Linked DNA regions of Homo sapiens: region 2 is linked to region 1. Evidence: read pairs that join two places in POLR2A ChIA-PET (ENCODE). Cell type or tissue: Panc1. All regions are shown on one strand. Each heading gives the region's core, and the rest is flanking DNA. Links, peaks and the distances in the headings are about the cores only.

Evidence for each region. Peaks named below come from ENCODE experiments on the same cell type or tissue, not always from the same donor. Only the 100,000 strongest peaks of a DNase experiment are listed, where the experiment ranks them.
Region 2: POLR2A ChIA-PET joins it to region 1 with 5 read pairs; 2 of 35 experiments call an interaction of 5 or more read pairs at or near these places.

What each region holds. Positions count from the first base shown.
Region 1 is chr3:185,213,830-185,226,450 of GRCh38, forward strand. EHHADH (enoyl-CoA hydratase and 3-hydroxyacyl CoA dehydrogenase) reads right to left here. Exons shown (of 7, transcript NM_001966.4): 5 at 4,307-4,411. Among named protein-coding and RNA genes, the nearest start is that of MIR5588, 33 kb to the right of the region's middle. In Panc1, for the core only: no CTCF peak of the experiment used is centred there; no DNase peak of the experiment used is centred there.
Region 2 is chr3:185,540,481-185,553,101 of GRCh38, forward strand. It overlaps LIPH (lipase H), which reads right to left and starts at 12,108. Exons shown (of 10, transcript NM_139248.3): 1 at 11,943-12,108. The coding sequence starts at 11,991. RefSeq lists an enhancer at 12,118-12,197. In Panc1, for the core only: no CTCF peak of the experiment used is centred there; no DNase peak of the experiment used is centred there; H3K27ac peaks cover 798 bases.

The sequences.
Region 1 (12,621 bases), core at 6,002-8,501:
AGGTCATGTCATTGCACTCCAGCCTGAGCAACAAGAGCGAAACTCCGTCTCAAAAAAAAAAAAAAGAAAAAAAGAAAGAGAAAAAAGAGGAAAGTGGGGAAGCACAAAAAGAAAAGATAGGCACAATACCTCAAATGAAAATGAAAGGCAAATAAATAGGCCTCCTTAAATTATAAATTTGGTAAGAGAATAAATGGCAAATGTTGACAAGATTCTGAGTTAATCCTTGGTTGATCTGTCTTTTTCTCTACCTTGATCTCCAGCGTTTGTCTATTACAAAGCAGCACCAAGAAATCATAGGATTTCAAACAGTGGAACTCATTTAAAAAAGAAAAAACAGTAAAAGTCCTAGGGTTTCCATGGGATTCTAATCATTAAACCCCAAAACACACATTACACCCCAAAACCTTGCTTGAGTTGTTGCAAGGACAAATAACTAAGCACCCAACCACTGTAGCCTGTGAGGTCTCAGAACATGATTTGAAACCAGCTAATTTTGTTGAACCCTTTCTTTTACCAATACATAAAACAAAGCCCCAAAGATGATTTGTTAAGGTCCCGTAGCTAAAGCTGAGACCTCTGTCTCTCCTGACCTCCAGTCCTGAGCCCATTTCTCTAACAGACTGCGTCCTTTCCACACTGGCCTCCCAAAGTCATCCATTTTTTTGGGGGAGGGGGTAAATTTAATGACTTAGATATTAGGAAAAGATAAATTTTTTTTCAAATCAAGAGTCTAGATTACCTACCACCCAAGTACAACCACTACTGAAAATTTGTTACATCGCCTTATAGTTTTTTCCTTATGCAGGTACATATAAGAACACACGCACACACTTGTAAAATTTTCTACCTGGCTGTTTTCTTCTTAATACTATATGTAAGCAATTTTCCAAGTTCTTCAACTTTCTTTAAAAATGGAAGTTGTAATAGCTGAATGGAGTCAGTTCATTGAGATTATCGTTTTTACATAATTAATTTCCCAGAACTAAATATTTGAGTTGTTTCCAATATTTTATGATAATCTAAAAGCTTTAGTGAGTATTACTGTATACAAATCTTTGTGTATTTATGTGATTATTTCTCTATGGTAAATTCCTAAGAATAGAAAAACTAAGTGAAAAGGTATGAGTAATTTTAAGCCTCTATAAGTGATTGTCCAGCTGCCTTCTAGACAGGATGTATTACAAGCATTCTAATGAGAGCTTATTTAAACTCAGTCTCACCGTATTTGTTCCATCTGTTCTGATCTGCTTGGCAAAAATTAGTGTCTTTTAAATCACTGATTTTTTTATTAATAAATTTTAAAAAGCATTTAAGAGTCAAGCATACACTTATTACAACCCAGCAATACTATTCTCAGGTATTTACCCAAGAAAAAGGAAAAACTATGTCTACAAAGACTTGTGTAGGCCCAAAGTGGAAACAAACTAAATGTCCATCAACTGATAATGGATAAACAAATTGTGGTTTACCCACAATGTGGAATACAAGTCAATAAAAAGGAACAAAATATTAATGCATGCAACAATAGGAATGGCTCTCAAAAACATTATACAAAATAAAGCCAGCCACAGAAGACTATATACTACTGCATGATTTCATCCATATGAGATTCTAAAAAAACCATAAAAGTATGACAGAAAGTAGGTCACTGGTTGCCTGCGGCCAAGGGGAAGAAAAAAGGATTTATGGGAAAGGGGTATGAGAATACTTTTTAGGGTGATAGAACTATATTTTGATTGTGGCCATGGTTATACAACTGTAAACAACTACCAAAATTCACCAAACTCCCCCTTAAAATGCATGAATTTTATCTGTAGAAATTACACCTCAATACAGCTGGAAAAAATAAAAACAAAACCAAAAATAATTTAGAAATGTTTGAGAAAACTAACTTATCCTAAGCTGGAGAATAAAACAAAACAAAAGCAAAAATCACTTAAGAAATTTTGGAGAAAAACTAACATTTTCATTTTTGCTTATTTCCTTTCCATTTGTATCTGTATTCATACATACTCCAGATAATGATCATTACTCTATACACGATTATATACTGTATAATTGCAAATACATGTACATTTATATTCTACACATTTTTATATCACAATTTTACATTTTTCTATATAGTTTTCATGATTATAATTTAAAATAGTAACACATAATTGTCTAAAGCCCTGAAGTGTTAAAAGGTGAATTACAGGTTTAAAGCAAATGGTGCCTCAATATTTGGATGCCACCAAGTGGACAAACTGTATAATGTCGTTGAGATGAAACACTATTTTGTAAGTTTTATAAAGTAAAAATGCTTAATTTAATGTTTACAATTAATTTTAAATTGTGAATAAATTAAAGTTATAACCAGACCATTTTAGAAATGTAGCTAAGGTTGAGACCTGGATCCAGGTCTCCTAGATCATGAACCTCAACTATTTCTTGAAGTAACTTAATTCTCAAATCAGAATCTAGGGAAATCACTTAAGGAAAAGAACTTCCTGTTGAAATTGAGACCTTTACAAACTAAAACTACAGATGTGAATGACAGACACGGGTCTACCTTTAGCAAACCAAAGAATCATTTCGGGACCTCCAAATGCAAATAGCCTTTGCTGTGTGTCTGTCAAGTGACTTCTAACAAAACAATAAGCCCCCTCGGGAAGCACAATGATGAAAACACAGTGAAGGTTGCCTGAAAGGCCGAGAAAAATAGTAGGAAATTTATTTCTATTTGGGCAAGGACTTGCTGATTCTCTTTAGGGGTCTCCATTATTTTCTCCCCATCGTTCCTCCCCTCTCCAGTTCAAGCTTTTACTTTCACATTGAAACAGTAACTGGCTAGAGCCACAAAAAAGAAAGATTATTTCAGGAAAGTGTTTGGTCTCTGCCAAGGTCAACAAAAGAATGACTCCTTCAAAAGAATGCCTTTGAATGACACTGGGCCATTGCCTGCCACCAAGCGGGAGACCAGCACTCTGTTCTGCCTGTAACGCAATACTCTTCCCAATTATTTTTTTCTGGCTATTTTTACCCTCTCCATCTTGCTCATTTAAAGATGACAACATCCATAGACTGAAAAGAAACTGTGAAACAAACAAAAAAACCTCTGTGAGTGCCACTGAAAGAACTCTGAAAGGAACATCCCGAGTCCATAAAGTAAGAAACCACTGAGAGAAGGACATAACTCAGTTTGCGGAGACAGAAGTTCTCAAGGCCCACAGTTTTACTGCGGTAAATTATAGAGCCTGTGATATGGTTTAGATGTGTGTCCGCTCCAAATCTCATGTTGAAATGTGGTCCCCAGTGTTTGAGGTGGGAGCCTGGTGGGAGGTTACTGGGTCATGGGAGCTGATCCCTCAGGAACGGTTTAGTACCATCCCCTTGGTGATAAGAGAGCTTTCACTTAGTTGATGAGAGATCAGCTTGTTTAGAAGAGTTTGGGGCCAGGCGCGGTGGCTCATGCCTGTAATCCCAGCACTTTGGGAGGTCGAGGCAGGCAGATCACGAGGTCAGGAGTTCGAGATGAGCCTGGCAAACATAGTGAAACCCCGTCTCTACTAAAAATACAATAATTAGCGGGGCATGGTGGGCGGACGCCTGTATTCCCAGCTACTTGGGCTGCTGAGGCAAGAGAATCACTTGAACCCAGGAGGCAGAGGTTGTGGTGAGCCAAGATCGCGCCACTGCACTCCAGCCTGGGCAACAGAGCGGGACTCTGTCTCAGAAAAAAAAAAAAAAAAAAAGAGTTTGGGACCTCCACACTTCTCTCTTGCTCTCTTGCCATATGACGTGCCTATTCCTGCTTCACGTTCAACCACGGGTAAAAGCTCTGAGACCTCACCAGAAGCTGAGCACATGCTGGTACCATGCTTGTACAACCTGCGGAACTGTAAGCCAATTAAATCTTTTTTTCTTTATAAATTACCCAGCCTCAGGATTTTCTTTTTTTTTTTTTTCTCGAGACGGAGTCTCGTTCTGTCGCCCAGGATGGAGTGCAGTGGCGCGATCTCGGCTCACTGCAAGCTCCGCCTCCCGGGTTCACGCCATTCTCCTGCCTCAGCCTCCCGAGTAGCTGGGATTACAGGCGCCCGCCACCACGCCCGGCTAATTTTTTGTATTTTTTAGTAGACACGGGGTTTCACCGTGTTAGCCAGGATGGTCTCGATCTCCTGACCTCGTGATCCGCCCACCTCGGACTCCCAGAGTGCTGGGATTACAGGCGTGAGCCACTGCGCCCGGCCAGGAGTTTCTTATTTAAATGAACATGTATCCTGTTTACAGTCTTTGGCTATTTTTATTATTATCTTCTTACCTGAAACTCTCTGAGCAAATCTGATTGCTTCTTCAACCGGGTCTGAGTTTACAACTTTATCTAGAATGCCCAGCTTGAGTGCTTCATCTGCTAAAATACGTCTTCCTGAAATAAACAACAACAACAATAACAACAAATCAAAGAGCGATGTAAGATTAAAGCAAAAGCATTACTCTCTCTAGTAGGAAAGGCTGTCTGTCTGGATATAAATATCTATTATTGAATAAAATAAGTAAGAACCACACTCACTGAAAGAATAGAAAGATCACCACTGAGGTAACCAGGAAACTTGGATTCAAGCTCCAGCTCTAGTTTCCACTATTTGTGTGACCATGAAGAACTGCACCAGGACCACAATTTCCTCATTGGCAAATGGCAATAATTATGCTTATCTCAGTAATTCTGAGTATTAAGTGAGAATAACAGATTCTCTTTATATTCTATAAATCTCTATAGAAGTACTTTATGAACTACAGATCTCTATAGAAATGTGAGATGTTTAGTTTTTTATAATAATAATAGAAGTAGCAGCAGCAGAGTAATATATAGTATCTACCTTATCCCTAGCACACCCCATTGGCTGTGGATGGTTAAAAAAAAAAAAGGACCGGGCACGGTGGCTCACGCCTGTAATCCCAGCACTTTGGGAGGCCAAGGCGGGTGGATCACCTGAGGTCAGGAGTTCGAGACCAGCCTGGCCAACATGGTGAAACCCTGTCTCTACTACAAATACAAAAATTAACTGGGCATGGTAGTGGGCACCTGTAATCCCAGCTACTCAGGAGGCTGAGGCAGGAGAATCGCTTGAACCCAGGAGGTGGAGATTACAGTGGGCTGAGATCACACCACTGCACTCCAGCCTGGGCAAAAGAGATAGACTCCATCTCCAAAAACAAAGAAAAAGAGAGAGAGAGAAAATTTAAAAAAAAGATAGTCCCCAGACATAAATATAGTTAACTCAATGAGAAAAAAATTAAGTTGACATTCTATAAGGTATAATTAAAATTACCTAGGACAAATGGGATGGATTTCTGCCAGTTTTTGGCTACCCAGCATCTCAGCTCCTCCCTTAGTTTGTGGAATTGCTATTGTGTGAGCTTTGAAGCCCTGCCTTCTACTACAGAAGCTGAAAAGGACACAGATGATTAGACAATTGACAATTTGACTGTGGCAGCTGGAGTGTGGCCCATGACCCCAGTTAGTGAACTGAGTGCTCTGTTGAGGGTTTTTAGCTTGGAGTTAGTGACACTAAGCAGCAGCGACAGGTTAAATCTCATTTCACAGGTGCCAATATCTAGTGTCTGGCAGTGGTGGTGCTGGTATACTTAGCATCCAATCATGCCATTGGCATCCTCCAGTACAGAATGTCAGCAATAGGAGATATAGAAGTTTGATGAGGGTTTGCACCGTTCCTAAATTTGCCTTGACAGTTCTTCACCAGTTGTAAATATGCAATTTGATCTGCATATTCTGAGGTAAGAGGTAGGGGACATCAGCATCCCCTACCCCAGGGTCAGAAGGAAGAAGACAGTGACACATCGCTTGCTTTCTTGCCAGTACCATCTTGCCTTCTGAAAAGCAACCATCAAATCCATCTTGGTGGCAACAGTCCCACAGTCTTCACTGCACTTACAGTGTTGGTGGATGCCATCGGAGACAAACCCTCCATTCCTGGTTCTTATTATTGCTTCAGAGAACTACAAATGAGTTTTCTTGATTGGATAGAAAGTTCAGTGATTTTTTTTTGGTAGGTCTCTCTTTGAAAAGCAGTATTTGGGCAGTTTTCTGGAAGTATCTCTGAAAACAGGCTTTCAGATCTCCTTCTGGAGTAAGGAGTAGGGTAAGAGGTACATAAATGGTTTCTGTACATAAGTATCCTGTGTATAAAATCACTTTGGTAAGGAGAGAGTGAATCAGCCTACCCAGGTTAAGGGAACCAAGCAAACACAAAATGGGACATGGAAACCTGGATATTATTATAAAAGGATTTTGAGGTCAACTAAGCAGGGAGAATGTGAGCTACTCCCAGATAGACTAAAAATTTCTCTAGCTGTAATGATTTCTTCTGGCTTGGATTTCACAAAATTGGAAGAGTACCACTACTATTCTAACAGAGTCAATGGGATTCCAAGTACAGTCATATGCCATATAATAACATTTCTGTCAACAACACATATATGATGGTGGTCCCATATGATTACGATATCATATATTTACTGTACCTTTTCTATGTTAGATGTGTTTAGATACATAAATACTTTCCATTGTGTTACAAATGCCTACAGTATTCAGTACAGTAACATGCTGCACAGGTTTGTAGCCTAGGAACAAGAGGCCATACCATATAGCCTAGGTGTGTAATAGGCTATACCATCTAGGTTTGTGTAAGTAAACCATGATGGTCACATAACAACAAACTCGCCTAATGATTTCTCAGAATATATCTCGTTGTTCAATGATGCATAGCTGGACTTTTATCCTGTATCAAAGAACTAAGGATCTAAAGACATGGCTCTGTATATCCAATCCAGATTCTTAGGCTGTAATTTAAAATTGTTTTTTCTTATGACATCGTAAGTGTAGATGACAACCACTGTCCAATGGGCTCTAATAAGAACCCTGTGTGCCCTAAGGGAACTGAGGTTGAGAGTTTCTTCTCCAACCTGAGTAATCTCAATTTTTTCCAATTTTCTTGATAGCTTCTTTTCTAACCTTTACAATTTTTTTCCACATGGAACTCTTTCCAAATGTCATATTCAAGTTTTCCTAAAATTGTGCAGACTACTTAAAAAGACAGGTGTATAATTCTAATGTTAGCTTTCTTCTAATTCACTATGACCTTTTCTATGCAAATCAAAACCCCATCATATTCTTACTGTTTTTACCTCTTTTCTGCATGTTAAAAATAGTGATGTTTCTTTAAGCAGTGCTTTGGGAAAAGGCCAATCCTAGTTCATTTTATTTCTTTTTGTCAAAGCCAGTTTTCCTGATTTCTTCCAATAATCTTGGTTTCAGGCAATACTGCAAATAGGGCAACAAAATTATTCAATATTCCCCCATATACTTTAAGTATCTGTAAACCCTCAAATTTACAGACTCATTTTACACTATTATGATTTCCTCCTATATTTTAGGCTTCTTTGCTTCCTATTTTGTCTTTTGCACAATAAATTGTCTCATGTGCTTTGAATCCTGTAGTATGTTGGATCCTAAGCATCCTTTTATGAATTTGACATTACATACTTAAAATAGTTCACATTCTTTAAACTGTATTTATTATACCATTATAAATTAAAACTATCTAACTTGATTTATTGAAGGAAATAAATGTCATATTTCTGGTCTAACTCTCCTTTTATACACTACAGATTTATAAAATCATCCCCCCATTTAAAGGAAAAATCCATTTTTAATGCATATAGCCTCATGATATTTTTTTTTCTTTTTTTTTTTTTTTGAGATGGAGTCTCACTGTCACCCAGGCTGGAGTGCAGTGGCGCAATCTCGGCTCACTGCAACCTCTGCTTCCTGGGTTCAAGCGATTTTCCTGCCTCAGTCTCTCGAGTAGTTGGTACTACAGGCCCATGCCACCACCCCCGGCTACTTTTTTGTATTTTTAGTGGAGATGAGGTTTCACCATGTTGACCAGGCTGGTATCAAATTCCTGACCTTAGGTGATCCACCTGCCTTGGACTCTGAAAGTGCTGGGATTACAGGCATGAGCCACCGTGCCCGGCCCGCCTCACATTATTTTCTAATTTGGCTAATGTATACACAATTTTATATCATGGTTTCTATACGGATTTCTACTAGCAGTTATCAAACGGGTCTTAGGACCCCTTTGCACTCTTAAAAATTATGGAGAACTCCAAAAAGCTTGTGTTTATGTAGGTTATATATATCAATATTTACTGTATTAGAAATTAAAACTGCAAGCTTTTGTCTGGGTGTAGAAATCACAAGGCCGGATGTGGTGGCTCACACCTGTAATCCCAGCACTTTGGGAGGCCAAGGCAGGAGGATCACCTGAGGTCAGGAGTTTGAGACCAGCCTGGCCAACATGGTGCCCCCCGCCCCCTGTTTCTACTAAAAATACAAACATTGGCTGGGTGTGCCACGAGCCTGTGGACCCAGCTACTTGGGAGGCTGAAGCAGGATAACTACTTGAACCTGGGAGGCGGAGGCTGCAGTGAGCCGAGATCGTGCCACTGCACTCCAGCCTGGGTGACAGTGGGAGATACCATCTCAGAAAAATAAAAATAAAAAAAGAAAAATCACTGCAAGCTTTAAAAATGTTTCTTTATTAGTTCATTTTAAAATAATAAACTCACTGCATGTTAGCATAATGTTTTTATGCAAAATAATTATATAAAAAATTTAAAAATTAGGGAGAAGAGTGCAATTGTTTTATATTTTTGCAAATTTATTTACTGTCTGATTTAACAGAAGACAGCTGCATTCTCATTCTCCTATTGCTTCTGCATTCAATCTGTTGTGATATCACAAGGCATATTACAGTCTCTGGAAAATTCCACTACACATTTGTGAGAAAGGCAAGTAATGTCTTATTATTACGAAAATAGATCTGATCTCAAGGACTCTGTAAAGGTCTTAGGCCACACCCGAGAGTCCCTGGACCACACTTTAAGAACCCTGAGATTTAGATCATCATTCTTCATAAATATTACATAGCATCCTAGCATGTGAATATTCCACAGCATTTACTTGTGGCTGGTATAATTTTAGTTCCTTTGAAAGTAACCTTTCGTTTTATTTGTTTTTATCCTGGGGAAGCTTGCAGGATTCTATTTTCTGGAAGTTTAAAATCTTTACCAAGACACATCAAAGAATTATCTCCTCATCAGTTTTTCCAGGAAAATGGCATGCTTGTTAAAGTACAATCTCTGATGCTATTTAATGTCTGAAGAATTTCTTCTATTTTTTCTTTTGGTTATTGCTTTCATTTTTTTTGCCTTGTGCTTTGGGAGCACGTATTATTCAAAGCAGAGACCTCTGTTATGTATCTTCCATGTCTGCTATCTTCATTTACATTTTATTTATCTTTTTGTTAAATTCTTCTGAATTCTTTAGATGTGTCTCTTTTTATCCTCTATGTTGTTGATTCTGTAATCTATCCTACCACATCTTTTTATTGCTTCAAAAAGAAATTATTTTGGCTAAGGTTTTGATTTTAAATACGGTGTTCTTATTTAACAAAATATTTTCTTTTCTAGTTTAGAATAATGTGAGTTTTCTAAAATTTTTTGTTTTCTTTAATGTTTCAGCAGACTGACGTTTATGTTTCTTTTTTTTTAAGTCATAAAATATTTTCATAGGTTTTAGAGTTGCAGTTGTTTTAGTTTTAAGAATTTTTGTGTGTCTTTCTTTTGGTCATAGAACAATATTTGCTGATATTAATTATTTCTGCCTGAGAGCCTTGAGGTGCTAGTACTAAAAAATGTATAGCGAAAACCCACCTGGACCTACAGCTAAAAGGCAGGCAGGATAAAGATGTTACTCCCAATTCCTCTTTCCCCCCATAGTATTCTGGGTAGTAAGAGGTATCCCACCAAAGTCTAGAGCTCAAAGCCTGTCCTGTGAATGAGTATAGAGAAACTCATCAGGGCTGGGGCCAAGCTTTATGAGAATACAGCAGAGCTTTCTATGCTTTTCTGTGAACAAAGGGGACAGCACCTAGAAAATAAAACAGAAAGAGGAGCAGGACACTGTAGTCCTGTCAGTTGATTGGACAGAGAACATCAGCGAACGAACTGCAATATGATCAGGCATATCCTTTGTGGTTACTGCTAAAGATTCGTTCATTTTCAGACGGCATTCTAAGGAAATTGTGGAGAAGGTTGCTGTTGTAATCACTCTACTTTCCAGAATTACCTGTCTTATGGATTTCAGAAGATCAGAAAGGGTTAGCCACCTAAATCTATTTACTTATTAATTTCCTATGGGAACAGTGCCTACAAAGTTGGCACTTTTTTTCCTCATTCACATCAGTAGGGAATCTTCAACTTTCACAATTTAACTAATCTTTTTCTTTAACACCCTTTCTTAGAAAAAAAAAAATTTCGGCCGGGCGCAGTGGCTCACACCTGTAATCCCAGCACTTTGGGAGGCCGAGGCGGGTGGCTCACTTGAGGTCGGCGGTTTGAGACCAGCCTGGTCAACATGGTGAAACCTTGTCTCTACTAAAAATACAAAAAATTAGCCGGGTGTGGTGGCACGTGCCTGTAATCCCAGCTACTGGAGAGGCTGAAGCAGGAGAATCACTTGAACCCGGGAGGTGGAGGTTGTGGTGAGCTGAGATCGTGCCACTGTACTCCAGTCTGGGAGACAGAATGAGACCCTGTCACCAAAAAAAAAAAAAAAAAAAAAAAGAAAGAAAAAAATATTTTCCAAACCAAAGCAGGATTCTGAATATCGTGATTACTAATAGCTTTTGTATTAGTAGTGTATTACTGCTGTAACAAATTACCACAAACTCAGAGGCTTAAAACACACATTTACTATCTTATAGTTTAAGATGTCAAAAGTCTAAAACAGGTCAGCAGAAGGTGTTCCTTCTGGATGCTGTAAGAAAGAATGTTTTCCTTGTCTTTTCCACTTCTAGAAGCTGCTTACATTACTTGGCTTGTGACCTCTCCTGCCATCTTCAAAGCCAGCACATAGTGTCTTCTCTCTTCTCTGACCTTCTGCTTCCCTCTTATAAGGACTCTTGTGATAAAATGGGCTGAGCTAGATAGTCCAGGGTAATCTCCCTCTCAAGATCTTTAATGTAATCACACGTACAAAGGTTATTTTGAATGTAACATAATATATTCACAGGTTCTGGGAATTAGGACGTGGACATCTTTGGGGGCCAGATACCGTTTATGAAATGTGGTCTGTTTAACAGGCACTATATCAGAAGCATGTCATGTTATTTCATTATTCCTTAAAACAACCATGTGGTTGTTTACTGATGAGAAAACAGAGGCTTAGAGGAGTTCAGAAGACCTCTCTCTCCTAAACCCCAGGCCTGTCTATCCAATTGTCTATTTGACATCTCCACTTGGATGTGTAACAGGCCTCTCAAACTTAACATGTCCCAAATGAAGCTCTTGTGATACTTCCATAAAACCTGCTCTATCAGCAGAAATCCCAGTCTTAGTGATGGCACCATCCTTCCAGCTACTCACTCTGGCCATTAGATCATCCTTGACTCTCCTCTTTCTCTCACATCTCGTATCTGCTCTGTCACAAAATCCTGTTGGCTCTACTTTCAAAATATCTCCAGAATCTGACCATATCTTATGATTTACATTGCCACTACTCAGATCCAAGCCCCCATCATCTCTCCCTTGGATTATGATAGCAGCCCTCAGTCTTCCTGTTTTTGTCCTTGTCTCCAATTAGTATATTTTCAACAGCCAGAGTGATTGTTTGAAAAACCTAAGTGAGAGCATGTTACTCCTCTGCTTGAAACACTCCAATGCCTTTCTTCCTCATTCACAAGAAAAGCCAAAGTTCTTTCTATAACCTTCCAAGCCCAAAAAGATATGACTTCATCCTCTTACTACTTTTCCCCTGACTCATTTCATTCCAGTTACATTGACCTTCTTGCTGTTCTTTGAACATTCCAAGCATGTCCCTGCCTCAGGTCTTTGTACTTGCTATTTTCTGTATGTGGGATTTCTTCCTCCAGATATTGGCATAACAAGCTTCCTTACCTTCTTCAGGTCTTTACTCAGATGTCATTTTGTAGAGAAACCTTTTCTAGCTACCCTACCTGAAATATTAATTCACCTCCCATTCCTAACATTTTATATCTCTCCCTTTCTGTTTTGTGTTTTCTTAGCACTTATCTCCACCTGTCTATATCTATCTATCTATCTAAATTATATAATAGGTAGGCATATGTGTGTGCATACAGTTGTGGTGGCTAGTCTCCAAAGTGACCCCCAGCAAGTCTAACCACTTGGTATTCAAGCTTCTTCCCATACTGAATAGAGAAGACCTGCATAGCCAATAGGAGAGTTTAGAAAAGATGGCATGTGACTCTAACGGTAGGTCATAAAAGACACTGTGGTGTCTTTCTGGAGGAAGCGAGCTGTCACACTGTGTGAATACTCAGGAAGCTCTATGGAGAGGTCCCCGTACATAGGAAAGGAAGCCTCCTGCCAAGGTCAGCACCATCTAGTCATCCATGTGACTGGGTCATCTTGAAAGTAGATCCTCCAGGCCGGGCACAGTGGCTCACGCCTGTAATCCCAGCACTTTGGGAGGCTGAGGCAGGTGGATCACCTGTGGTCAGGAGTTCAAGA
Region 2 (12,621 bases), core at 1,287-3,786, 320 kb after region 1:
GCCAAGGCGGGTGGATCACCTGAGGTCAGGAGTTCAAGACCAGCCTGACCAACATGGTGAAACCCTGTCTCTACTAAAAATACAAAAATTAGCCAGGCATGGTGGCGTGCGCCTGTAGTCCCAGCTACTCAGGAGGCTGAGACAGGAGAATTGTTTGAACCAGGGAGGCGGAGGTTGCAGTGAGCCGAGATCTCACCACTGCATTCTAACCTGGGCGACAGAGCAAGACTCCCTCTCAAAGAACCAAAAAAAAAAAAAAAAGAAATATTTAAAATCCTTTTTCATGGAATGTAGATGTGTGACCTCTATGCCAGAAGTAGACTACATGCAGAACTGTTCCATACTGAAATATATCTATCCACACTTAATTATTCACCAATGTGCAACCCCTGGCAAGGATTTCTGGGCATCTGGAAACTGGATTTCCGACTCGGAGTGCGCTGCCGACTTCTGCCATGTGTTCTGCTGCTGATCTTTGTCAGAACAGCTCTTTCCTGACTCTACTCTTGTCCTGGCGTTAGTGCCTTGAGACAATATCTAATGTTTCTTTGTTATATGTGACGAGGACATTAACACACTTAATACTTCTCCCCACTAACTGGACTTCTACCTCCTGATTTTTATTAGTTATAAAATTATTTTTGGCTCATCTGGTGATTCCTTATATAGTTTCAAAATAAATGTTTAAGCCTCTGTGTATTGATGTATCAGTCACAGAGTTTCTGTTCTATTTACTGTATCTGTTCTATCAACTCATTCTCTACCAAGAAAAATGAGAAAGTTAATAGACCTATATTGCCTCTCAAATGCTCCTTGATCCTTCCTTCAGAATATATACATACACCCCTGGAAGCATGCAGTCTCTTCCCATTGTCAAATACAGTCGATTCTCATTATTTCTGGATCTTTCTTTCTTTTTTTTTTTTTTTTTGATTGTTTGTTGAGACAGGGTCTCACTCTGTCACCCAGGCTGGAGTGCACTGGCACAATCACAGCTCACTGCAGCCTTGACTTCCTAGGCTCAAGCAATCCTCCTGCCTCAGCCCTGAAATTGTGTGAGACTACAGGTGAGTGCCACCACACCAGGCTATTTTTTTTGAATTTTGGTAGAGATGAGGTCTTGCTATGTTGCCCAGGCTGGTCTTGAACCCCTGAGCTCAAATGATCCTCCTGCCTCAGCCTCCCAAAGTGTGGGATTATAGGCGTGAGCCACCCCACCCAGCCATATTTGTGGATTTCTTCTTGGTTTTTGGTGTTTTATTTATTTATTTATTTATTATTATTTTTTTTTTTAGAGACAGAGTCTCACTCTGTCAACCAGGCTGGAGCGCAGGGTCATGATCTTGGCTCACTACAACCTCCGCCTCTCAGGTTCAAGCAATTCTCCTACCTCAGTCTCCCGAGTAGCTGGGATTACAGACGTGCGCCACCACACCTGGCTAATTTTTGTATTTTTAGTAGAGACAGGTTTTCGCCATGTTGGCCAGGCTGGTCTCGAACTCCCGACCTCAGGTGATCTGCCCGCCTCAGCCTCCCAAAGTGCTGGGATTACAAGCGTGAGCCACCGTGCCTGGCCATATTTGTGAATTTCTTATGTGCAAATTTATTCATCACCCCAAAATCAATACTTGAGGAACCTTTTCAGTCATTCATGAACATGTGTAGAGTGGCGAAAAATTTGTGTTGCCTGACATGCATGATCTCAGCTGAGGTCAGAGAGAGCAACACTCTGCCTTCTTATTTGTTTCAGCTCTCATACTCTAAACAGGTGTCCTTTTCATGAACACTTAGATGACAGTCACTTAGTGCCACGTTTTTTGCTTCCTGTGCTTTTTCTTTTTTCTTTTTTTTTTTGAGACGGAGTTTTGCTCGTCGCCCAGGCTGGAGTGCAGTGGCGAGATCTCGGCTCACTGCAACCTCCACCTCCCAGGTTCAAGCGATTCTCCTTGCTTCAGCCTCCCGAGTAGTTGGGATTACAGGCGGCTGCCACCACGTTCTGCTAATTTTTGTATTTTTAGTAAAGACAGGGTTTCACCATGTTGTCCACGCTGGTCTCGAACTCCTGACCTCAGGTGATCCACCCACCTCAGCCTCCCAAAGTGCTGGGATTACAGGCGTAAGCCACCACACCCAGCCACTTCCTGTGCTTTTTCTTGGTTATTTCACTGTTTAAAATGGTGTCCACTCATAGGTTTATTGCAGCACTATTCACAATAGCAAAGATATGGAATCAACCTAAGTGTCTCTCAACAGATGATTGGAAAAAGAAAATATGATGTATATATACAATGGAATACTATGTGCTCATAAAAACGGATGAAATCATCTCTTTTGCAGCAACATGAATAGAACTTGAGGCCATTATCTTAAGTGAAATAACACAGACACAGAAACACAAATACTGCATGTTCTCACTTATAAAGGAGAGCTAAATAATATATCTAGGGCTGGGCATGGTGTCTCACGCCTGTAATACCAGCACTTTGGGAGGCCAAGGCAGGCAGATCACTTTGAGGTCAGGAGTTCGAGACCAGCCTGGGCAACATGGCAAAACCCCGTCTCTACTAAAAATACAAAAATTAGCTAGGCATGGTTGTACAAGCCTGTAATCCCCGCTACTCGGGAGGCTGAGGCAGGAGAATTGCTTGAACCCGGGAGGCAGAGGTCGCAGTGAGCTGAGATCATGCCACTGCACTCCAGCCTGGGCAACAGAGCAAGACTCCATCTCAAAAATAAATAAATAAATAAATAAATAAAATGGTGCCCAAGCATAATGCTGAAGTGCTGTCTAATGTTTCTAAGCAGAAGAAGGCTATGATGTGCCTTAGAGAGAAAATACATGTGTTAGGTAAGCTTCATTCAAGCATGAGTTAGAGTGCTGTTGGCCATAAGTCCAATGTTAATGAATCAACAGTATATATTAAATCAGATGCCTTTAAACAGAAACACACAGAAAATTATGTATTGATCCACTGACAAAAATATTGTGACCAGAGGCTTGCAGAAAACTAACCTTGGACTTCCCCTAGGAGCAATGGTTCAGTATTTGCTAATGCAGTGTTTGAGGCCACTTAATGGGACATAACTAACACAAATACTGAGAACAGGCTGGATATAAAAATTATCTTCTGGACTTACGCCTGTAATCCCAGTGTTCTGGGAGGTCAAGGCAGGAGGATTGCTTAAGCCCAGGAGTTTGAGACAGCCTGGGCAACATAGCAAGACTCCATAACTATTTTTTTGTAATTATCTTCTGAAACCATACTTCTCCAGTTATGTAGTTTTAGTTCTATAAAGTACATGTCCATTGCTCACTGAGTCCTTTTCCTAAGCTTCTCCCTTTACCACTAGGTGACTGGCTCTTGCTTTTTTTTTTTTTTTTTTTGATGCACGGTTTCTCACTCTTGTCCCCCAGGCTGGAGTGCAATGGCATGGTCTCGGCTCACTGTAACCTCCACCTCCCGGGTTCAAGTGATTCTCCTGCCTCAGCCTCCCATGTAGCTGAGATTATAGGTGCATGCCACCACGCCCAGCTAATTTTTATATTTTTAGTAGAGACAGGGTTTCACTGTGTTGACCAGGCTGGTCTCGAACTCCTGACCTCAGGTAATCCACCTGCCTCCGCCTCCCAAAGTACTAGGATTACAAGCTTGAGCCAGCATGCCTGGCGCTCTTGCTGTCTTTCAAGGAGGGCTCATGGTTCATATAATGCCTAAATTCATTTGTATCTGGGAATAAATTCCTTAGCCTAAATAATGACCTGGCTTTGAACCATACTCTTTCCTTCAGGAAAAATCAATATTCTACTATTTTCTTGTACTGAATTCTACCCTGGAGAATGGAGAATTTTCCTCTGTTGTTTTTTTTTGTTTTGTTTTGTTTTGTTTTTTGAGATGGAGTTTCGCTCTTGTCACCCAGGCTGAAGTGCAATGGTGTGATCTCCGCTCACTGCAAACTCTGCCTCCCAAGTTCAAGTGATTCTCCTGCCTCAACCTCCCCAAGTAGCTAGGATTACAGGCGCCCACCACCACACCTGGCTAATTTTTGTATTTTTAGTAGATATGGCTTTTCGCCATGTTGGCCAGGCTGGTCTTGAACTCCTGACCTCAGGTGATCCTCCTGCCTCAGCTGCCCAAGGTGCTGGGATTACAGGCATGAGTTACTGAGCCTGGGCGAGAATTTTCTCCTTTTTATGTCACTTGCATTTTTTCTGCAACATACCTGAAGCATTATTTCCTTTTTCCAGAAAAACTCCCCACTGATGTAGAAGCTCCAGGATAATTCATCTGTTCCACCCGTTGTATTCTCAGTGCCAAGAACAGGGCCTGGTTCAGAGTTAGCATCAATAAATGTTGCTTGAACAAATGAATATCAACCTGCTAGCATGTTCTGCAGACATCAGATCCTCCAAAGTGTTGGGATTACAGGTGCAAGCCACCACACCCGGCCTCATTCTTTAAATATTCATTTCTGTTGGTATTTCTAAAGGCATCAGATACTTGTATGCCTTCAGAAAGCAAAATCCTTTTGAGTTATGTTATTGTTATGGTACAAAGTCAAGGTTGTTCAGAGGTAGAGCAACAGAGCACATATAACCAGTGACCACAGAACATGTTAAACTGGTTTTTAAAGCTTAACTTCTTCTATTTGAGTTTATCTGAAACAGGAGAAATTTTGCCTGTCCTTTTCAGACTACTCTGAAATTCAATTACTCTGAAATGCCATTTCCTGTTGACAGTTGGAAAATTACAGTTGGATGAGTGGTGTTTCCAATATCCTTTGATAAGGAATTCAGACTCCTATTTAGAGCAGGCATGATTATCATGTATTCCCTTCTATCTCTTAAAAGAAAAGAAACATATCCAAGTAGGATACCAGGGCAATCTCACTGTAACTTCTTTAGCATAATTGTGCCTGAGATGTTTTCTTGCAATTTAATGCATGGTCGCCTGCAGGTCAAACCTGGTCATGCCCATTTATATATTGTCCACGGCTACTTTCCTGCTCTAAAGGCAGAGCTGAATGGCTATGACTAATGGCCCATAAAGCTGAAAATATTTACTCTCTGGCTCTTTACAGAAAATGTTTGCCAACCCTAGTCTAATGTCCTAAATACAAATACAGGCCAAGTGCGGGTGGCTCACACCTGTAATCCCAGCACTTTGGGAGGGTCCCTTGACGTGAGGAGTGGGAGACCACCCTGGGCAACATAGTGAGATCCCATCTCCATAAAACAAAAAAACAAAAAAACACGTCTTTGGAAACAGCATGAGTTTTGGAGTCAGACCTAGGTTTGATGTCCAACTCCACTGCCTATTAGCTATGTGACCCCTGGTAATTAATTGCCTAACCTCTCTGGGCCTCAGCTTTGCATCTGTAAAATAATCATAATAGGCCAGGCACAGTGGCTTACGCCTGTAATCCCAGCACTTTGGGAGGCTGACGCAGGCAGATCACCTGAGGTCAGGAGTTTGAGACCAGCCTGGCCTACATGGTGAAACCCCATCTCTACTAAAAATACAAAAAAAAAAAAAAATTAGCTGGGTGTGGTGGCACATGCCTGTAATCCCAGCTACTTGGGAGGCTGAGGCAGGAGGATTTCTTGAACCCAGGAGGCAGAGTTTGCAGTGAGTCGAGACCCAGCCACTGCACTCCAGGCTGGGTGACAGAGTGAGACTCTGTCTCAAAAATAAATAAATAAAAATAAATAAAAATACAAAAATTAGCCGGGTGTGGTAGCGCACACCTGTAATCCCAGCTACTCGGGAGGCTGAGGCAGGAGAATCGCTCGAACCCAGCAGGTGGCAGTTGTGGTGGGCCAGGATTGTGCCACTGCACTCTTAGCCTGGACGACAGAGTAAGACTCCGTCTCAAAAAAAAAAAAAAAAAAAATTCTAAAGCTGGGCATGGTGGTGCAGGCCTATATAGTCCCAGCTACTTGGGAGGCTGAGGCAGGAAAACCACTTGAGTCCAGGGTTCAAAGCCTGCCTGGGCAATATGGCAACACCCATCTCTTTAAAAAAAAAAAAAATTTCCCACTGGGTGCTGTGGCTCACGCCTGTAATCCCAACACTTTTGGAGGCCAAGGTAGGAGGATCACTTGAGCCCAAGAGTTCGAGACCCGCCTGGAACAATAAGGTGAGACCCTGTCTCTAGAAAAAATCAAAAAGTTAGCTGGGCGTGGTTGCACATGCTGGTGGTCCCAGCTACACTGAGCCTGTGGCAGAAGGTGGCTTGCACCCAGGAAATCAAGGCTGCAGTGAGCTGTGAGCTGCGATCACACTACTGCACTCCAGCCTGGGCAACAGAGTAAGAACTTGTCTAAAAACAAACAAAAAACAAAACAAAAAAAGCCTGTGCTGTCTCAGCTACACACTCAGCTCTGGCTTCTTCTACCTCATTTTGGAGGAATTAATTTTATTTCCCATATTTCTGACTGGAGAAAACCCTCTTCAAAGAGAGGAGACTCCTCATTCATATCCAAAGAGGCATCTGTGAAAAAAGAAGACAGAATTATGGACAGAGGCGAGGAAATTCTGAGATTCTACGATAGTCAATAAGCAAAGGTGGGAATTGTTTGAACCCGGGAGGCGGAGGTTGCAGTGAGCCGAGATCACACCACTGCACTCCAGCCTGGGTGACAGAAAGACTCCGTCTCAAAAAAAAAAAAAAGAAGGTATCTCAGACCCATCTCAGACCTTGATGAAGGTGCCTTGGACCCTTTGGTCCACTGACCTCCAAACCTACATTACAGAAGTGAAATTCTGTAGGACATGTAGAAGTGAAATTCATGTAGGACATGACAGAATTTCATGTCAATTTCACGTCCTACATGAAATTAACCTTGACGTGTAGTGCCCAGTCAGGAAGTAAAACAGCCCTGACTCATACTGCTTTTTTATCTCGAGTTTTGGTTTCTAAGGTGTGCTTGAGCTTTCTTCCCCTCCACCCCATCCCCAAACGTGACATAGATGTATATTAATAACTTCTTTAGAACAGAGGTCCACAGTCAGGTTTACTGACTTGATGCTGCCTGAAAGTATTTACTGAAGGCAGGGCACGGTGGCTCACGCCTGTAATCCCAGAACTTTGGGAGGCTGAGGAGGGTGGATTGCCTGAGTTCAGGAGTTTGAGACCAGCCTGGCCAGCCTGGCCAACATGGCGAAACCCCGTCTCTACTAAAAATACAAAAAATTAGCCGGGCATGGTGGCAGGCACCTGTAATCCCCAGTTACTTGGGAGGCTGAGGCAGGAGAATTGCTTGAATCTGGGAGGCAGAGGTTGCAATGAGCCGAGATCGCGCCACTGCACTCCAGCCTGGGCAACAAGAGCAAAACTCCATCTCCAAAAAAAAAAAAAAGAAGAAGAAAGAAAGAAAGTATTTACTGAGACCCAGATAAAGATTAACAGATACATTTTCAAGTATTCTGCATGCTTGGCAATGGATGTTACTGTCTGGGATACAAGCTCATTACACGTTGATGCCGTTGATGCCAAAATGTTCACAGTAACCTATGCTTGAGCACACTCTTATGCTTGCCTGAAGACACTGTTCTGAAGGAATTTCCAAAAGTCCAAGAAATAAAAATCTGAAGTTTTTTTAGGCCAGAAACTTTGCCTTCCTCGTATTAGAAAATGAGTTGGGGCCGGGCGCAGTGGCTCAAGCCTGTAATCCCAGCATGTTGGGAGGCCGAGGCGGGCGAATCACCAGGTCAAGAGATCGAGACCATCCTGGCCAACCTGGTGAAACCCTGTCTCTACTAAAAATACAAAAATTAGCTGGGCGTGGTGGTGGGCACCGGTAGTCCCAGCTACTTGGGAGGCTGAGGCAGGAGAATTGCTAGAACCAGGGAGGCGGAGGTTGCAATGAGCCAAGATCGCGCCACTGCACTCCAGCCTGGTGACAGAGCGAGACTCTGTCTCACATAAAAGGAAAAAAAAAACAACAAAAAAAAACTCATCCTAGGTCAAGCACGGTGGCTCACACCTGTAATCCTAGCACTTTGGGAGGCCGAGGTAGGTGGATCACCTGAGGTCAGGAGTTCGAGACCAGCCTGGCCAATATGGTGAAACCCCATCTCCACTAAAAATACAAAATTAGCTGGGTGTGGTGGCACATGCCTTTAGTCCCAGCTACTTGGGAGGCTGAGGCAGGAGAATCACTTGAACCTGGGAGGCAGAGGCTACAGTGAGCCAAGATCGTGCCACTGCACTCTAGCCTGGGCGAGACAGAGCAAGACTCCATCTCAGAAACAAAACAAAACAAAAACAAAACAAAACAAAACAAAACAAAACAAAACAAACCGCATCCTGAGCCAGGCTGTGAAAGGATTACAGTTGGACAGGGTCAAACCTGGTGAAGCATTTGTTTTGCCAGGCATGGTGGCTCACACCCGTAATCACAGCACTTTGGGAGGCCGAGGCAGGGGGATCACGAGGTCAAGAGTTCAAGACCAGCCTGGCCAAGATGGCGAAACTCCGTCTCTCCTAAAAATACAAAAATTAGCTGGGCGTGGTGGTGGGTGCCTGTAATCCCAGCTACTTGGGAGGCTGAGGCAGAGAATTGCTTGAACCCGGGAGGCAGAGGTTGCAGTGAGCCGAGATCGCACCACTGCAGTCCAGCCTGGCAACAGAGCGAGACTCCATCTCAAAAAAAAAAAAAAAGAAAATATTTGTTTCTTTTTTACCCTGGGCGGAGACAGGCAAGAAGCATATGGGCAGGATGCCCTCTTGATTGGAAGGACATGCCTGCTTTTAACCACTGGCTGTGTTTCTTTAGGATGCAACCGAGAAAATAAATGAGATGCCAGATTTTCTCATTCTCATTTCTGAATCATGTGCATAAATATGCACATTCACACCCCCTCATTCACCTTTGCCAACTTGTTAGAGAAAGATGAGTCACCACACAGGCACAGTTCCAAATCATTCTAGAGGATTGCAAATATCTGAGGAAATAATTCTGGTTTTGGCATTAAACAATTTTTTCTGGGAAAATATCTATCTAGTTTTACAGTTGCTATGGGCCAAAATATCGATAGCAGAGTAACTTTTAAAAATACTTATGTCAAGCAGTCTTAATTTAGAACAATATTTTAAAACCTATGTTTGTTTCACCACCTGCAGCTGAAAAACCCTGAGGAATTGTTAAAAATGCAGATTCTAGGCCAGGCACAATGGTATGTGCCTGTAAGTTCCAGATACAGACAGGGCGGGAAAATTTTTGAGACAGGGTCTTGTTCAGCCAGGCTGAAGTGCAGTGGCTACTCAGAGGCACAGTCATAGCTCACTGCAGCCTCCAACTCCTGGGCTCAAGCGATCCTCCCACCTCGGCCTCCCCAAGTGCTGGGACTACAGATGTGAGCCCCTAGGACCAACCAAAAAAATTTTTTAAGATGTAGATTCCAGGATCTCACTCCCAGATCTACTAAGTTTGGATTTTTGGAGGTGGAGTCTGCATTTTAATCAAGCCCTCAGGGGATTCTAGTGTACTTTAGTTTGTTAGCCATTGCTTTGTTCACTGGTAAGATTATGGCAAACATTCCTAACATTATTTCACAAAGATTAGAAAACAAAACAAACATTTCTGAAACTGAATGACTTGTATCCTTGGGATTTCTGAAGCCCATTTTAATGCTTGTTAATTTTTGAACTGCAAGCAGAAGGGAAAAACAAGAAGTCCATGTATTTGAGATTAATAATGTCTGCTACCAGATGAATATTATTCAACACCCTCCCTAATGAAAGTTCCAAGTTTATGGTTTCCTAGACACTGAGAAGACTAGAATTAGCTTACAGCTATACTATTTTTTTTCCTTCTACCTACAGAAGTTTATTCTTGTGTGTCTCTGTCTGCTGAGATTCTATCATGCAGCAGTGACAGTCTTCTAGAATCTAGCAGTAAAACAAGACTTTACTTCTGAGAAGATGCTAAGGAAAAGGAAGGTCACAAAAAAATTAAGTTGCCATTTTTTTCAACTTTATAAATGGAGATACATAATGAAAGACTGGAAGAAGGTACCCACAAGCCATCTTGTGTTTTTGTGTTAGGGTTGTCCCTGACCCATTTAAGATACCTCTACATTTATATTATTATATATTTTTTTTGAGATGGAGTCTCACTTTGTTGCCCAGGCTGGAATGCAGAGGCACGATCTTGGCTCACTGCAACCTCTGCCTCCCAGGTTCAAGAGATTCTCCTGTCTCAGCCTCCCGAGTAGCTGGGATAACAGGTGCATGCCACCAGGCCTGGCTAATTTTGTATTTTCAGTAGAGATGGGGTTCACCATGTTGGCCAGGCTGGTCTTGAACTCCTGACCTCAGGTGATCCACGCGCCTTGGCCTTTCAGAGTGCTGGGATTATAGGCATGAGCCACTGCGCCTGACCATTTATCTTAATTTTTTTAATTTAAAAATGATAATAGGCCGGGCGCGGTGGCTCACACCTGTAATCCCAGACTTTGGAAGGCCAAGGCGGGTGGATCACAGGATTGAGACCATCCTGGCCAACGTGGTGAAACCTCATCTCTACTAAAAATACAAAATTAGCCAGGCGCAGTGGCGCACTCCTGTAGTCCCAGCTATTTGGGAGGCTGAGGCAGGAGAATCGCGTGAACCAGGGAGGGGGAGGTTGTAGTGAGCCGAGATCACGCCACTGCACTCCAGCCTGGATGACAGAGCAAGACTCCATCTCAAAAACAAACAAAAAAAATAATAAACATATACTTTAAAATATCGAGTTCTCAGTTAAAAATATCATCATTGGTATGATTTTAACTTACTAGAAAATCAACTTCAAAACCATATATAAAGAAAAATTTATAGGCCAGAAATCCTAATACTATTTTTCCATTTCCCTTCTAAACTTCATTCACATATGCATACATACATGATTTTAACATAGTTGTAATTATAGTTTACCAACAAATTTAAGTTCTACTTTTTCTACTTTGCATTACTTTAAAAATGTTTGCTTATTTCTGCATATCATCAGAATCAGTTGAAAGGCTACTTTAAAAAAATTAAGTTGATATACTGTCTTTTATCCATTCCTGTATGTAGAAACATTTTGGTTATATCTAGTTTCAAGTTATTGCAAGTAATATAGTTAGACTTATCTCTGCATAGGAGGCTTTTTTCTTTTAAAAGTTATGCATTTAGAATAAATTCCCAGCAATGGTTTTACTAGCTTAAAGTATATGAACATTTTTACAAGTCTTAATATATAACATATTTACCCTTTGCCCTTCAAAAAAATTATATCAACCTTCATTACCACAGCTATCTGAAACAAAACTGAATACCTAAAAAGGTTGCAAAGTGTTGAATTTTATTTTTTTAAGCATTTCACTTTATTTTTGTTACATTATCTGGTACATTAGGGTTTTAATTTTGATTTCTTCATTATGATTAATAATTTTTAAGTTATAAGAATGCCAGGAACCATTCCAAGGAGTTTATCTATATAAAATTATGTTTTCTCTAAGAATAATTTAAATAAACTCTCAATGCATGAAAATATAAAAACCAACCCTTGATATATTAAATATAAGATAGATTTTTATATTTCCAGAAAATAAATCATCTCATTTCACAGAACTAGAAAGGCACAGATAAATAGGCTAAGAAAGAAAATAAGACTTCTAGATTTTTCAGCATATTTGATTGTTGTAAATAAGAAGAAATTAATTCAAAGACATAATAGCTTCTTTTATTATTGAGAAATTTTTTTCAGGATGAGAAAGTTCATCTAACCTGTATCTTTTTTTTTTTTTTTTAAGGAAATGTTAAGGAAATGATACAGGCTTCCTATATCTTTTTCCTTAAAAACGACTCTATGGACTTAAGTTCACCGAAGGAAGTGGAATGATGACATGCAAAATGACAACACAACTAATTCTATTTTTTAAGCAGTTAAGAAAACCAGTTTGTAAATAACCTACCTGATCTTGACAAGCACAACAAACTGATGAATAAGTAGAATCTCAACATATGGAAACTGGAGAGATCGTGTGTCACATTCACAAGAATGATTTACTTCGCAGAGGCTTAAGAGTTTCCACTGTGGGATTTTGCTCACAGTGAGCTCAGACGACTCAGAGGTGTGGTGACAACAGGAAGTTCCCTAGGGACTGACTGCAGGCAGTCCCAACCCTTTCAGGATCTTTGACTCCTCCTCTTTTCAATAAAAGGTCACTCATTGTCTACTTTATACAATTTTGTGCATATCTTAATATTATAATCTGCATCTGCAGAATGACGAGTTCAGAATAGTTTCATTCTTCGTGGGCGGTTTATTAGTTGTTTGGCTTGGTGTGTTGAAACCAAGTGTGACTTGAGATCTTTTCCCCTTGGTTCTTGTGAATGAAATAACAAATCCAGTTTGTATCTGTTGGCCTGTATATACAAAACCAGTTTTTATGTTAATTCATACACTCATTCATCATAGGGCAGTCTTTAGATTTTAAGAACATTTCATTAGGTCCAATTATACATCTACATTTGCCAAAATATATGTATGCTTCAGATTAAAAGAAACTTTTTTTGGTATTATATATCTTTATTTGTATTTCTTCCTACCGAGAATTTCTACAGCTCTAATAGGTCTTTTTTAAAAAAGAA